Regions from separate parts of the Homo sapiens genome. Here region 1 is linked to region 2. Evidence: chromatin loops called from intact Hi-C (ENCODE). Cell type or tissue: K562. All regions are shown on one strand. Links, peaks and the distances in the headings refer to the core of each region. The heading gives the core; the rest is flanking DNA.

Region 1 (2,500 bases), core at 1-2,500, 400 kb after region 2:
CCCCTCTTTAGTCTCTCGTGTTTTATTATGGATTTTTTTCTCTTAGTGAGAACCAGCACTTCTATATTCTCAACATTATTTAACTTTCATATTTGCATAGGCTGAGTAGGAGAGGTAAATAATGTTGTATATAAAGTTTCAGTGCTGCAAAAGAAATAGCACTTGAATATAAAATGTTCTTTTAATTCTCAGCAAGGCAAGGTACTTCTATAGAAGGGTGCGCCCTTACAGATGGAACAATGGTGAGTGCACACTTGGACAAGGGAGGGGAAGGGGTTCTTATCCCTGACGCATGTGGCGCCTGCTGCTGTGTCATTCCCTTATTGGCTAGGGTTAGACCACCCAGGCTAAACTAATTCCGATTGGCTAATTTAAAGAGAGTGACGGGGTGAGTGGTTTGGTGGGAAAAATGGTTATGACAGAGCAGGTGATCGGAATGAGTCAGGGTGGAGCAGGTGATTGGAATGAGTCAGGGTGGAGCAGGTAATTGGAAAAGGTTGCTTTATGAGGAAGTTAAGTTTAAAAGTAGAAGGCAAAGAATTGAACATACTTTTCTTTGAAAAGAAATTTAGAACTCATATCTAACAATAAAAAGATACAGTTTTTATTTTTAAATGTCTATTCATACATAGAAGATGGAGAATGCACAACAAAAGATTAATGAGTACCAGAAGGGTAAGTTAACAGGTCACTTATAAAAATTGGATCTTTAAAATTATTTGGTAGTTTAATGTAGACTGTTGGGAATTTCATAATATTCAAATTCCAAAGTTTTTTTTTCTTTTAAATACCAAAATTTTTATTTGCCCACCCTCTTGGTTTAGCATTATAAATCAAATCAATCTCTTTTTGACCCAGCGTTGTGATAGGAACCACCATGTTACAATGTGGTGGCAGATGTCTGCTAGATTTTTTCTGGCTCCTCTCAACCTCTGACTGTCACTTCTTTTGTCCTTTCTTGGTTGTCCTTTAACAATCTGTTATAACTCCTGTAAAATAGAGAGTAAAAGTACCAACCCTGTTGTTACCAGGTTTTATGAGGACTAAGCTAGGACTAAGTCAATCTTTCAGGAACATTCAGACTCCAGTGGTTCCTCCTTGATCTTCAGTATAGCTCCTTATCTGTAATGGGCTGAAGAACCATTGAACTGATAAACCAGGCACATGGGTATAAGTCCATAGGCCAGGTGAAGGCCTGGATATAAAATATATGGACTTTGTGATGACCACTACCAACATCCAGCCTAAAGAAGGACTGACTTAGCATTTCCAACACCAATGATCTCATGGTTCCCTGTAGATGTCTCCCTTGTACCTCCATTAAGACCAGAGCTTGAGGAAGGGCCTCTCAATTTCCCCTGCTACACTTGGAATAGTATGAGGGACTCAGCAGAGGCTGGAAACTGAATGACCAGGCCCAGGGAGTTAATGTGGGACACTGACAAACCAATTGCAGAGTTGGTGCCATGTTGAGCATTTATGTTAAAAATTCTTAACTATTCTAAACCATGCTGACATGAACTGTTTTGCAAGTAAGTTTTGCTGTATAGCCATTGTTTTTTTTAATCCTAAATTTCTAGAAGTGAAGTTTGTTAGTATATGCTGTTTGTTTTGAAAGCTTTTGACATATATTATTGCCTTTCACACAGCAAAATATATGGGTATATGCTATGTTACTGCTTATAATGGTTAAGTCTTTTCTAATTTTTAAGTGGTGAAGTTTAAATCAGTACTTTCTATATTGTTCATTATTTGTGAATAAAGGTGGTATGATCACAGCTCACCACAGATTCGATTTCCCAGGTTCAAGTGATTCTCCCACCTCAGCCTTTGGAGTGGGACTACAGTCATGCATCACCACACCGGCTAAGTTTTTGTAGAGGCAAGGTTTCGTCATGTTGCCCAGGCTGGTCTCAAACTCCTCGGCTCAAGCAGTCTGCCCAGTAGGACTCCTAAAGTGCTGGATTACAGGCATGAGGCACTGGGCCCAGCCTATTTATAATTTTCTGTACTACTTTTTCTATTTTTATTTTTCTAAGAAACAAAGATCTCTATAAAAAATTTTTTTGGAGCTTAAATGTGCACTCTTTTGTGATCACTTTAGGAAGTATATTAGTTGGACTTCTTTTTAAGCTGTCTTTGTTGTTTTCTTAATTTTTCATTTAGAATTTTCTTCTACTGACTAGACTAGTTTTTAGTTCTGACTTCCTTAATTATGTTAAAGACTACCACAGTTCCAAGAACACAGAATTAAGACCTGAGTCATTGTTACATTTCCTCATCTCCAAGTCTCTTGTCCTGTCTCCTTTATCTATTGAAATTTGAGGTCTGATGACTTTTTTTTTTTTTTTGAGACGGAGTCTTGCTCTGTCGCCCAGGCTGGAGTGCAGTGGCGCGATCTCGGCTCACTGCAAGTTCCGCCTCCCAGGTTCATGCCATTCTCCTGCCTCAGCCTCCCGAGTAGCTGGGACGACAGGTGCCCACCACCATGCCTGGCTAC
Region 2 (7,172 bases), core at 2,389-4,888:
CACTATTCACAATAGCAAAGACTTGGAACCAACCCAAATGTCCATCAATGATAGACTGGATTAAGAAAATGTGGCACATATACACCATGGAATACTATGCAGCCATGAAAAAGGATGAGTTCATGTCCTTTGTAGGGACATGGATGAAGCTGGAAACCATCATTCTCAGCAAGCTATCACAAGGACAAAAAACCAAACACCACATGTTCTCACTCATAGGTGGGAATTGAACAATGAGAACACTTGGACACAGAAGGAGAACATCACACTGGGGGCCTGTTGTGGGGTGGGGGAAGGGGGGAGGGATAGCTTTAGGAGATATACCTAATGTTAAATGACGAGTTACTGGGTGCAGCACATCAACATGGCACATGTATACATATGTAACAGACCTGCACGTTGTGCACATGTACCCTAGAACTTAAAGTATAATGAAAAAAAGAAAAAGAAAAAAAAATACATAAGCACCTGTAATCCCAGCTACTCTGGAGGCTGAGGCAGGAGAATTGCTTGAACCCAGGAGATGGAGGTTGCAGTGAGTCATGATGGTGCCACCACACTCCAGCCTGTGCAACAGAGAGAGACTCCATCTAAAAAAAAAACACATGAGCAGATATGTCCAATTATATCATGATTTATTTTTTATTGACAGAGAAGTGTATCAGATTATTTCACCTTTAAACCGTTCTCAGAAAGTTCAAGTGGAAACTTTTTTACAGAATCATACAATTTTCAGACTACATGGATTCCAATAAAACCAGTTTGTAAAATACACCAGTGTTTACAATTACAGCACACACTTATGCAATAGCTATTTAGTGTTGGTGAAGAAATCCAAATTCTTCCCAAATTTTATGATTTATTCTGAACTATATTATTTGAATTTAAAAGGTGAATTGACATATCACCTGTTTCAATTATCAAGTTTTTAATTCCTTTCTGAAGTTTTAAATAGCATTTAATTTAAAAATCCCAATTTTGGAATAAATGTTTTAGGTGACAAATGAGTTTTTAAATGAGTCATTAGCCAAAGAAAAGAGTGGGCCCCACTTTCTCATACCCTCTGCCACAATCAACACCATGCACATCTCTGGAAGCTGGGCTTTTTGTTTTTAAGCAACATGATGAGACCCACACCTCATGACCAAGTTTTTATCAGTTCTTTAACCTGAGCCTTGCCTTTGTCAACCCAAAGTTGCAACAGAGGGAGATGTTACTTAATGTTACTTGTATTTAAATTTCAGCTTCTATTTGCTGCCATCAGCTAAACTGAAACTCTTCATTTAAAACACAGGCGGTGGCTCACGCCTGCAATCCCAGCACTTTGGGAGGCCGAGGCGGGCAGATCACTTGAAGCCAGGAGTTCGAGACCAGCCTGGGCAACATTGGGAAACGTTGTCTCTACTAAAAATACAAAAACTAGCCAGGTGTGGTGGCAGGTGCCTGTAATCCCAGCTACTTGGGAGGCTGAGGCAGGAGAAACGCTTGAACCCGGGAGATGGAGGTTGCAGTGAGCTAAGATCACGCCACTGCACTCCAGCCTGGGTGACAGAGCAAGACCCCTGTCTAAAAACAAAAACAAAAACAAAAACACACAGTAAGCGTTCCACCTCACTGGCCCTCCATAATCTAGGCCTGATCTGGGGTGAGGCCAAGAAAAGGGGAAAACTATTCCATTTTGATCTATTTCCAATTGCAAGACTCAAAAGTTCAAGTGAGGCAGGGCGCAGTGGCTCATGCCTGTAATCCCAGCACTTTGGGAGGCTGAGGCAGGCGGATCACCTGAGGTCAGGAGTTCAAGACCAGCCTGGCCAACACGGCGAAACCCTGTCTCTACTAAAAATACAAAAATTAGCTGGGCATGGTGCCAGGTGCCTGTAATCCCAGCTACCCAGGAGGCTGAGACAGTAGAATCGCTTGAAGCGGGGAAGCGGAGGTTGCAGTGAGCCAAGATAGCACCACTGCACTCCAGCCTGGTTGACAGAGCAAGACTCCATCTCAAAAAAAAAAAAAAAAAGTTCAAGTGAGACAGTGAGCAGTTAATGTCAATGAAATGATTTCACCTGGGAAAGCTTGTCCTCGTGATTGATGCAGGTGGGATGACATCAGAGGGGCCTACTTTCTGGGCTGTGATCTCCTAGGGCCAGAAACTCAAGATGATGTTTTGTAGGCCTAATCTTATACTGAGGCAATTTCATAGAAGACTGGCTGGCATCTCCAGGAAATTTGGAGGCATGTGGCCACTTCCTAGAGGAGCTGTTTTAGGTACAGAGGCAAAATTTAGAAGTTACTGAGGTTTGTTCAGGCACTCATTTCTCCAAACGCCAGGATGGTTTTTTTGTTTGTTTGTTTGTTTGAGACGGAGTCTCGCTCTGTTGACCAGGCTGGAGTGCAATGGCGGGATCTCAGCTCACTGCAACCTCTGCCTCCCGGGTTCAAGGGATTCTCCTGCCTCAGTCTCCCGAGTAGCTGGGATTACAGGCGCCTGCCACTACATCCGGCTGATTTTTGTATTTTTAGTAGAGACGGGGTTTCACCATGTTAGTCAGGCTGGTCTCGAACTCCTGACCTAAGGTGATCCACCCGCCTCGGCCTCCCAAAGTGCTGGAATTACAGGCGTGAGCCACCGCGCCCGGCCACCAGGGTTTTTTTTGTTTTTGTTTTTTTGTTTTTGTGGGGTTGTTTTTTAACGTAGTTGTTGTTGTTGTTGTTTGTTTAATTTTCTCAGTGAGGTCCAGTGAAGGAACCAGGAACATGTACCTCCTCCACAATATGAGGATTTATACTTTTGCTCTTGGAGATGTTTGCAGGCACCTGAGAAGGCTCCTTGCTCAGTTCTTCCTCTAAGGTCCTCCTTAATGGGGTTTTACAACCTGATCTTGCAACCTCTCACTGGGGGAGACAAGAAAGGTCCGTGTTTTCCTTTTGTGAGCCTCATTCTCCCACCTCTGGCAAGGATACGTTTTTCCAGGTTTTGTTGTTGTTGCTGAAGAAACTGGGAGTCCCAGGAGCCAGAAGAGAAAGCTGTAATTTGGGGCCAACTCTAGTGTTCCAGTTCCAAACTTCACAGGCTGGGCAGCACGCTGGTTTAGCATGAGCAAGCAGCAGGCAGGCTCCTCCCTACTGATCTGTGCGGGGGCTGAGGAACACTCCTGGAAAGTCAGTCTAGTAAAGGGATCCTACAAATAGGTCACACAGAAGGAAAACAAAAAGACATCCAAAAAAAGTCTATTTCCGAGAGGTAGGGAATGGCAGCATGGTGGAAAGATCAACAGACAGGAGAGTGCGAGAGGCCAAGGTCCCAGAAAAGAGCGAGAGCCGTGGGTACAGCGTGAAGCCCCAAACCATGAGCTCGGGACAGATACAGACACAGAGCGAGGAGAAGGTGGCTGCTAAATTCTAACTCCACCAGTGACAGTGGAGGTTTGTTAAGGACCAAGCCCGTGGAAACTGTGTAACTGAGTTATTATTCTAGGAAACCGACCTGAGCTTTCCTTTCTTCATCCAGGAAGCCCAGGGAGTTTCATTGCGAGTGGGAACAGAAAACATTTTCAGCACTGACCACAAGGTGGCGCCAGACGCCCGTGGATGTAATGGGTCTTCCCCTCCTGGTGAGCTCCGAAGCTGGCCATGGGATCAAGTCCTCCAGATTGAAAGGAAACCAAGAGGTCTGCAGGCCCGGAAAGTTACTCTAGCCTAAGGATAATACACGGCACAAGGAAAATAATAAAAAACATCTTTACTAAAGAGACGGGGAGGGTTGGCCCAGAGACTAGACCGGCAGAGTCTACAATTCTTCTGTGAAGGGAACTTAAAAGACTTTTCCACCGAACCCCTTGACAGGACAGGGAGAGCCAAGTGGGGAAAGACTGGACGTTAAGGGGCGGAGAGGAGCCTTTAGAGGAGAAAAAATGCCTTCTGACTGATGGATTTACATTTACTGGTATTCCTCATTGACACGATAAACGAGTCGATAAGCCCAACACGATTGAATAACAAGTAGAAATGCATTCTATTAGATTCATCTTCTCTGAGAATGCATTATGGTAGCTTCGCTCTTCTTGGGTGTCATGGACTGATGACTTTTCAAATATATGGTATCAATTGTGCCAGCCAATATTCTCCTTCTGGTGCTTATATTGTCCCAACTTTGGCCAGGAGGAGCCCTGTATAGATTGTTCCTTGTGTAATTTTGAATGACCCTTATTTAATGCTTTGCTTTCTGTCTCAAAAAGGTATAGGTGTTTTAAGATTACCTTGTACCTTTCAACTCCAAACTGACATGGCATCCATTACTGCTCCAAGAAACTTTGGCTCCTTTGGGAGAAAACTAACACTAGAAACCAAAATCTTAGCATTAAGATGCATTGTGGAGGTGACATTTCTCCTGGGCCATTTCAGTGGAAAAAAGTCAAAATATTTTTAATGTCATGTTTCATAAAGACATGACTTCATATTAATATGTTTGATTCAGTTCCAACAGTGCCCTGTTCTTAGTCAAATTTGGGATCCTAAAATTAGCCTTCCTTGTCACTAATCCTAAAATCTAGATTCTTATCAAAATATACAAAATATATATTATTTACTTGCTTTATCTGATAAGATAATAGTTGCAAAAATACACTATCAATACAAAGGGATAAATACTCAATAAAGTTTTTGTTTTAGACTACATACACCTACGGATTTGTTGCCAAATTACTTTGTTCTAGAATCTCTCATAATATCTCACACCATGTGGCTATGCAGGGACTTATCTGACAGGTAGTTCTGGGTCCATTGTTTCCATCCACTTTCATTTTGAAGAGGCTGCAACCTGCCCCCAGCCCCCGTTTTCTGCTCTACTTTTTCATTTTACCGTGACTTACAAACTCCCAATATACTAAATAATTCACTGAATAATAATACTGTTATTGTGTTATTATTTCTCCCTTACCCCATTGGAATGTAAGCCTCATGGAGCAGGGATTTTATTCACTGGACCCTGGCAGTTGCACCCTAAAGGCAGGACTAAGAAAGCTGGGCTTGATTCTGGGGGCTCAGGGGACTCTACTGGGTTGGCCTGCAAGAGACAGTCTTCAGTGAAACAGCAGAAGCCACTCTAGGCTGCTCCCAAATACTTATCCCCCCACAACACACACACACAAGTACTTCCCCCAATTCCCACAGGACTCAATGAGAAACTGTGAAAACAAAGCAAGCCAGTAGTGCTGAGCCTGAGCCCCTGGACTCAGTGACTGGGCATCTGGAGGGTTGGAGCTTCTAGAAAAAGAATGTGGCAGGAAGCTGTGCCTTATGATGAGAGTGACCTGGCTCCTGGTTTGCCCAGAGGAGTCCCGATTTACAGCTGTGGTCCTGCCGTAATTACTAATCACATTCCTTTTCACTCATGTAAGTGTCCAGATGTAGGGATAAATGCATTGGAGGGGCAGGGAGGAGGCCTGGGGACTTGGGATAGAAGTGCTCCAGGGGAGAGGGAACAGCCAGCTGTAGAGGAGGCAGCCCCTCCACCAATGGGGGCTGGCAGGTCGGGTGCATGGCTGGGGCTCCATAAATGCACATTCAGGGCAAGGGGAGACAACAGAAGAATCAAGAGAAATCTCTGTGTACCTATAGATGCCAAAAAATGGATGGGCACTGGGAATAGTTGTGAGAGACTCAAGCAGATGGAGGTCAGGGTCCTTTCTCAGTTCTGCGCCTGGGCTGTGACAGAAGGATAGTGCCCCCCACCACCCCACCATAAGGGGGCAGGAAGAGAGAGGAGGGAGGGTGATGACTGGAATAGTAATATGGTCTTTGTTTTTGCAAACTGAAAGTGTGTTTCTAGTTTAGGTCAAATATAAAATTAGCACACACCCTCTAACGAACAACACAGAGAAGCATACAAAATAACACAAAGGAAAAGAAGGAACGGGTCTTGAGCGATCTCATGCTCCTGGAGAGACCCCTCCAGGTGGTGAAGGGCTGTGGGCCTCTGGGGAAACACCCAGTTGATGCAGTTAGACTGTCCCACCACTGGGCTGGCTGGAAAGGGCCCAGGAAGTGAGGGTGAAGATAAACCAACTTGGAGGCTCCAGAGCTTCGAGGGGGTTAGAAAGCAAGGCGCAGGCCCTGCCCATCAATCCCTTCACCCCTCAAGAAGTTTCCTCCCATCATTCCTTCTCTGTGGTTGGCTCTTTTCTTCACCTGGTGGGGCAAAGGGGTGGGTAGAAGCTTCCAGAGGTAGGTCCTAAATGAGCAGACTAAGAGGGGCTGGGGATACCCTGAGTAAGCTGTCAAGGAAAAGAGGGTTCCCCAGGGATTTCCTGTGGGGTGGGGCCAACAGGAAAGGCTTAGGAGCACCTAACCAGGCGAAGCTTATGCCAGCTGCCTCAGTTGGGGTTCTCATGCAGCCAGAGGCTGCCCCCAACCAGGCAGCCCTGGGCTCTGGACTTCTGGGGCTGCTCCTCCGCTGCTCCCATCCCCACCCCCACCCCCACCCCGAGTCCTCTTGACCAAAGGTATCCTTTGGAGCCTCTCTGGACTTGAGGTTGAAAATGTAACTAGAACTTTAAAGACCGCTTTTGGCCAGGGTGGCCCTTTTTATTTGCTGAATTCTGTACTTTACCAACAGAAAAAAGGAGCACAACAAACATGCACATGTTACTGACTTCTGCATTCTCGTCGCATTGCACACATACATTTCACCTGCTGTCTGCAGTGTGCACACACTGTCAACACTTTACAGTAGTTCATGGATCCTCCGTGTTCATGCACATCCCATTTTCAGTGTGGCTGTGACCTTCCTCCAGGTCACCTACTGTAGAGCTCGCTAAGCCATTCCCCTCTGCACCGGCATTGGGCTTGAAGTGAACTCAACACCATTGCTCCCATGATTCCTTTTCTCTCAAGGATTATTCTGGGAAAGTGGGCTCTCCAAGCCACCCAGTGTGTAGAGTCCTTGATCATTCTCATCATACATTTATGTCCTGCTCTCCAGAAACACTGAATCAGTCAGACTGTAGAGTGTCACCAGTTTCCCTCTAGCCTTGCAAGTGCTGGGTGTATTTATGTGTACGTGTGTATATATAGAGAGAGACTCTGTGTGTGTGTGTTTAGCAGGTGTGTAGGTAATTCCCCCATTACAGATGAGAAAACTTAGGACCGAAGGGATGAAGTCACTTTTCCCAGGG

Evidence for each region. Hi-C counts contacts between places; a loop is a spot of excess contacts. Peaks named below come from ENCODE experiments on the same cell type or tissue, not always from the same donor. Only the 100,000 strongest peaks of a DNase experiment are listed, where the experiment ranks them.
Region 1: a loop joins it to region 2, with 7 times the contacts of the local background. A loop is called at or near these places in 2 of 110 quality-filtered maps.

What each region holds. Positions count from the first base shown.
Region 1 is chr3:136,616,120-136,618,619 of GRCh38, reverse strand. The region is part of intron 3 of STAG1 (STAG1 cohesin complex component); the gene reads left to right. Among named protein-coding and RNA genes, the nearest start is that of STAG1, 140 kb to the left of the region's middle. In K562, for the core only: a CTCF peak has its summit at 1,283; DNase peaks (open chromatin) are centred at 1,319 and 2,271.
Region 2 is chr3:137,010,463-137,017,634 of GRCh38, reverse strand. IL20RB (interleukin 20 receptor subunit beta) reads right to left here. Exons shown (of 7, transcript NM_144717.4): 7 at 6,550-7,172. Among named protein-coding and RNA genes, the nearest start is that of IL20RB-AS1, 32 kb to the right of the region's middle. RefSeq lists a cis regulatory region at 2,845-3,857. In K562, for the core only: a CTCF peak has its summit at 3,568 (motif pointing right); DNase peaks (open chromatin) are centred at 3,124 and 3,594; H3K4me3 peaks cover 496 bases.